Linked DNA regions of Mus musculus: region 1 is linked to region 2. A link is a loop called in an ENCODE intact Hi-C map of the cell type or tissue named here. Cell type or tissue: heart. All regions are shown on one strand. Each heading gives the region's core, and the rest is flanking DNA. Links, peaks and the distances in the headings are about the cores only. Region 1 has its middle 14 kb from the start of Thbd. Region 2 has its middle 10 kb from the start of Gm46770.

The links. A loop is a pair of places that touch in the nucleus more often than their neighbours do. Peaks named below come from ENCODE experiments on the same cell type or tissue, not always from the same donor. Only the 100,000 strongest peaks of a DNase experiment are listed, where the experiment ranks them.
Region 1: it touches region 2 in a loop (3.0-fold over the local background); 3 of 42 quality-filtered maps call a loop at or near these places.

What each region holds. Positions count from the first base shown.
Region 1 is chr2:148,420,312-148,423,236 of GRCm38, forward strand. No RefSeq gene overlaps it. Among named protein-coding and RNA genes, the nearest start is that of Thbd, 14 kb to the left of the region's middle. In heart, for the core only: no CTCF peak of the experiment used is centred there; a DNase peak (open chromatin) is centred at 1,510.
Region 2 is chr2:148,570,971-148,573,895 of GRCm38, forward strand. No RefSeq gene overlaps it. Among named protein-coding and RNA genes, the nearest start is that of Gm46770, 10 kb to the left of the region's middle. In heart, for the core only: a CTCF peak has its summit at 1,392 (motif pointing left); a DNase peak (open chromatin) is centred at 1,401.

The DNA.
Region 1 (2,925 bases), core at 251-2,750, 150 kb before region 2:
ATTGAAAGGATTATAATTGACACATCAATTAGATGGACAGTTCTGGAATTAACTTTATCTAATTTAGACAAATCTGCATGGAGCAGTTAAGTTGTCTCTGAGTTAAAGCCTAAGAACACTGTTCAGTTTTCTGTGTTTTTGATTTTTGTTATAAAAGCATAAATTTCCTAAGTAATGGTTTCAGTTTTTAGGAATACTAAATACTTCAGAGAATGAAAACTAGTGACATCCAAGTATTTTAGTTATTAATATACAGTCTAAATTTTGCAGTCCTGTGCAAACAGGAACTATTTTAATGAATTTCTAACTCTGCTCCACAATGAGCTTCAGGAAGCAGCTGCTCTTGGGACTTAAGAAGGTCTGAGTTCTGCATCCTGGTACCTCATCCTGCACTATTGATTCTGATTCTCCCATCATACATTTTACAAAAGGACAGATTTTTTAACTCCACGGGTTCAGGCTGTGTAGAAGCTGCCCAGCCTGTCTGTGTTACCATTCTAAGGTTACTATTTGGCTGCTGTGTCACACTTTGCCTTGACTTAACGTAGAGAAGGCAAGGCAGTGACAGAGCTCTATAGGGCCCAGAGACCTGGAGGAATTCTGGAGACATCCTAGAATAGAGATGGATGAGTTTTTCCATAAAAAGTCAGAATCACTCTTTCAGGATGTTTGGACCCTCCCATCTCTGCTGTAACCAGACAACCCTGCTTTGGTATCATGAAGAAGGTAACACTAGCTACATCCCATCCAACTGAATGTCTGCTGCCTTGTAATTAAAAGTCCCAACACAGTCTTTTGGGAACAATCAATATTTGAGCTTTCTGTCCAGCCAAGTCATTAACTGAGTAGATTTGAACTGGGTTCTTTCAGCATCTGGCAGAAGCTAATACACATTGACAACATATATTCATCTGGCTCAGTCAAGACTAGGGACTGCAGATTAGCAACCTCAGTGTGTGGCTGTGACATGTGTGATACCTCTAGGAGTGAAGACTTCGAGTACAGGAAATGACAGGTGTGTGGGAGGGGGAGTGGGTAGTGTTGTTCTGGGGTCAGAAATGCCCAACACTTGAGTTCATCATTTAGGAATCTTATTGTCACCCACAGGCCTGTGGATGACTAAGAATCTCTCTCTTTGGAAAAAGCAGAAGAATGTTCCTCACTGGGAGAGATCCAGACCCACTCACCTGCACCCAGAACCAGCCCACCCACCATGGGTTTCAAGGTGAAGGGAAAGGTGAAAAAATATCAAACCCACACCAACATCACTACAGATACTTAAATGGAGTATCTTAAATGATGCCAGATCCCACAGAGGCACCAGCAAAAGCTCCTCTGTGTGGTTTTGTTCTCTTTGGAAGCAACTTTTGAAACAATCATAAAAATGTAGCTTAGCCCTTTATAGGGTCTTCCAGAAGTGGGGTGGTGGGATGGGAACTTATCTGTCTAGTTTCTCCTCAGAGCAAGCATTCATTTTTCTGTGTCTGATGACCAGCTGGCCACTGAAGAGCTACTGAGCCAACAGCTGCAAAAGATAATTTTGGTAACACCAGCCATGATGCAAATCTCCAAATCCAGCTGGTTCCACTGCAAGTAGGATAAACACAAACAGCTGAAAAATTAGTAAACCCAGAACTTGAAATACTCTAGAGACACTGTAATGTTTGATTTTTTCATCCTGCTGTTTGTTATCTGTCGTCTTAAGCCTAAACATCACTTTTGTATTTCATCTTCCTGTCTAAAGACTGTATTTCATTAGGAATTAATTGGTCCTTCCTTGCAAACAAAATATTTGGGTTCCCATTTTTCCTCCTGTTTCTTATACTCCATCGCTGATCCAGCATCTTTCTAAAGAGCTGAGAATCTCATTGAAACTCATCAGTTCCCAGGGCTCAACAAAAGTAAAAAAAAAAAAAAAAAAAAAAAGGTTCAGATACTCTTCCCTGGAATGCTGAATGTATCAGGGTTCTTGGAAGAATAAAAGGCAGCTAGCATTGAAAAGCTGATGGCCTGCTATGGCACAGGCTAAGGAATAGAAGAGTCTACCAAGAAGGTATAATCTATATTCCTTGCTCATTAATAATGTCATCTCAGATTGGCCCTTTCCATTTCACTTAGACTTATTAGAAACGCAGAATATTTGCCTTCACCCCTTGCCTTTTATATCAGAGTATGCTTGCCGAAGAGGGGAGGGTGTTTGGGAGACTTGCTGCATATACTCCCCTGGAAGGGTTATGTTAGAGAAGGAGCCAACTCCTTAACCCAGTGACCTCAGTGAGCATCCTGCACAGGAACTAGGTCTTGCCTTTGGTTCCCATCAGATTATTGATGTTCTCTCTCAGAATGAATCAAGACAACCAGTTGTATCTTCTCTATTTCATTCCACTGGGAACTTGTCTGAAGAAGAAGGAAAAAAAAAAAAAAAACAATTCCTGAGTTCCAACCCAACTGAATAAAAAACTCTGGGGTTAGTTATTCTCAGCCTTCCAGTGGATTTTGAGGAACAAGTTTGAGGAACATAATCTTATAGTACAAGGCATCAGTGAATGGTTTCCAAGGTTCCTATCCCATCCTTATCACCCAACCTCTCTCCCCCTTCTGGGCTTTTACCTTGTGGGTTTGGCTCTCTCTTTCTTTGGCCTTTATAACCACAGTTTCTGTCCTTGGGCAAAGTTATTCCAAGCCCTTTCCTAATGTGATAGTAGAAATATACATACGTTTAAGTGAAGATAAATGAAATTTTAGAATTTTAACAGAAAGAGAAGTAGAACAAGCACTGATGTCATGAAGTTGAAAGTCATAGCAGGATGCAAGGAAGAGAAAGGGCTGACTTTGGATGCTGGGGTATTCAGAATTCACAAGCAGTTATGCTCTGCCAATCTCTGGCCTTCTTGTGAGGGTACATGAAGAAATTCCCATTAGATT
Region 2 (2,925 bases), core at 335-2,834:
GGTATCAGCCTGGAATTCCTGCTGTCAGGATAAATAGAAAATCCTTTGCTATTTGATTGTCTGGGATGAAATTAATCGCTCCCCATAAATATCGAATAAAATGATCTGTTTGTTCTAGGAGCAGCTGGAACAATCTTCTGTTTGCTTTCTCCACCCTCGTGCTTATCCTTCTCCTCAGAGTAAGATGACTAATTGGCTTAGCAAGGTCATGAAGTCACATGCTCTCCTTTCACACTGCAAGAGTCCTACAGACCCAGTTGGTGTGCGTGCCATGTCGAGCCTGTCCTGGAGAGTAAGCTGCCCTGTGCTGGGCACTGTACTGATTCCTCCTGTTTTCTTACAGTTGGTGGTCTGGGTCTCCTCCAAGCACTGGTTGGAAGCCTGAGGAGAAGGCCCTGGAGGGGCTTTCCACTTGTATGGAGACAACTCTCACCATGTTCATCTTCCTAATAACCAGGCCTGAAATACAAACATGTATGCAGGCGTGGGCCAGTTCCCCGAAGAAACAGCCCTCTCCACATTAGCCTTTACTCCTTCTCCCCTCTGGTCCTTTTCTACTTCCAGTGCAGTAATATTAAGACATACTATGAAGAGTAGAGTTGCTTCCTGTTGACAATACATGCATATATTTAGATTCTAACATTATAATAAATCTTATCTGGTTTTATATACTCCAAATATTACCATTCTTAGATACAAATTGCTGAGATATTTTAATATTCTTATGTTTTGTACAAAGTCTTCAAAATCCAGTGTGTTCCAATGCCTTAGTACTCACTAATAGCACTTGACAAGCTTAATAGCCACCCACATATGGCAGTTGGCCACTAGACTGGCCAGCATACTTCAGATAACAGAAAAACCCCAAAAAGTTTTTATAAAACAACTGTACATGGTTAATGAGAGAAGAAACAATAACAAATCACTGCCTATGAATACAGATACAAACAACCTAAGCAAAAATATTTTCCAATTGACGTCATGCCACATATAAGAACCTAAGAAACTGGGCTAGAGAAATAGCTCAGTGGTTAAAAGAACTGATTGCTCTTTCAGAGAACCCAACTTTGATTTCCAGCAACCACATGTCAGCTCCCAACCATCTGTAAATCTAATTTTAAAGCAAACTGTGGGTCATGACCGCTTTGTGTATGTGTGTGTGTGTGGGGGGGGGGGGGTGTCAAAGGACCTTTTTACAAGAGTCATATATCAGATATCCTGCATATCATATATTTATATCACAAGCCATAACAATAGCAAAATTACAGTTATGAAGTAGCAGCAAAATAGTTTTATGGCTGGGGATTCACCACAACATAAGGAAATGTATTAAAGGCTATAGCATTAGGAAGGTGAAGACCACTGTTCCAGAGGATCTGACACCCTCTGCTGGCTGCCGAGAGCATTGCTAAAATGTGCTGGACACACATAATTATGGACACAGCTATAGAGATAATAAATACATAAATAAATCTAAGAGAGATTACCTAACACCCTAACCTTCTCCTGTAAGTTCCACAACATTTTATAAAATCTGCTAATACTTTGAAAGTCAAGAAACAGATAATTAAAGTACCAACTTGTATTTCTAAATCAATATGGCAGGTAGTGTAGTTTGGTGGTATAGCATATGCACAAGGCACTGGGTTAACCATCACCAAATGAATAAATGAAACTCTAAGTCATTAAGGGAAAACCACCCATAACTGTTTTTGTTTGGTATATGAAAATATGAATCCTGAGAAACAGTGAAAGCTGCTTCCATATAACTATTAGTGGAAATGTCACAGGTAACAAATGTGACTAGAATGCATTAACAAAGTGACACGTCCACCCAGGAGGCTCCATTTTGAGACAGAAAGTGGGTCACCTAGGGAAATTAACTCTTTCACCTGAGCTTCTGTGAAACTGACCTCCATGGACTTTCCTGCTTCTCTGCCAGGAAGTCAAACCCAAGAGGAGCTTTACAAACAGGAACTACAAAAGACACGGTCAACAATACGCTCCCCAGAGTCAGCTGCATCTGACTCTATGAGGATGGAAAGCCTGTTCTACGTGTTGTGACCTTATAGTGGGCTGTCCCACTTCTAAGGGGTCCCTGGGCCTACAGGTCTTATAGACTCAGATCAATCTCTGGAAGGCTTTGAGCCACCAGCAGCCCTACAAAGGAAGTATGGAGTAGATCCTGAAAGAGGCTTTGGGGAGGAGCTCTATCAGTAACTCCTGTGTCCAAGGAGCAAAGATATTTCATGCTAACATCTCATTTATTAAATATGTAAAAAAATTGAAGCCTCAATTTCCTCATAAATATTAAATTTGACTTACAAATTATTGTTTGTACATTTTGGAAAATACATGCAAATCTAAGTAGACTTTCGTTTCCTCTTTGCTCAGCACTTGGGCAGTTTCATGTAAACTGATTAAAACAGTCTATATTAGTTTATTACTTCCAATGATTCCTTTGAAGCATGCTACCCACTAGTCCTTCCTTATCCACAGAGGACACAGTCCACAGCCCTCAGCTGATGCCAAAGACTAGGGGTTGTGCCAAATGCTAGATCTGATATGTTTTGCTATACAGACACATCTGTGATGAAGTTTAATTTATAATTTAGGCAGAGAAAGAGATTGACAACAATAGCTAATGGCAAAGAAAACAATTATAACCATGTTATGCTGGGACACGGTTGTGTCCTTCTTATCTAGATCAGACCAACATGATCACAAGAGGCCTTAACAGTGACAGAGGGGACAAAAGGGTAGGGGCAATGGCTCTGCCTTTGAAGAGATGAGGGTGCCCAGACTTGGAACTCGAGGCAGATTGCTCAGTTGCTCCTAGAACTTGCAGAGCAGAGAAGTCCTGCAGAGAAGTCCCTGGACTTAGCACGGTATGAGCAGCGTTGGGTTTGGACTTAGCACGGTATG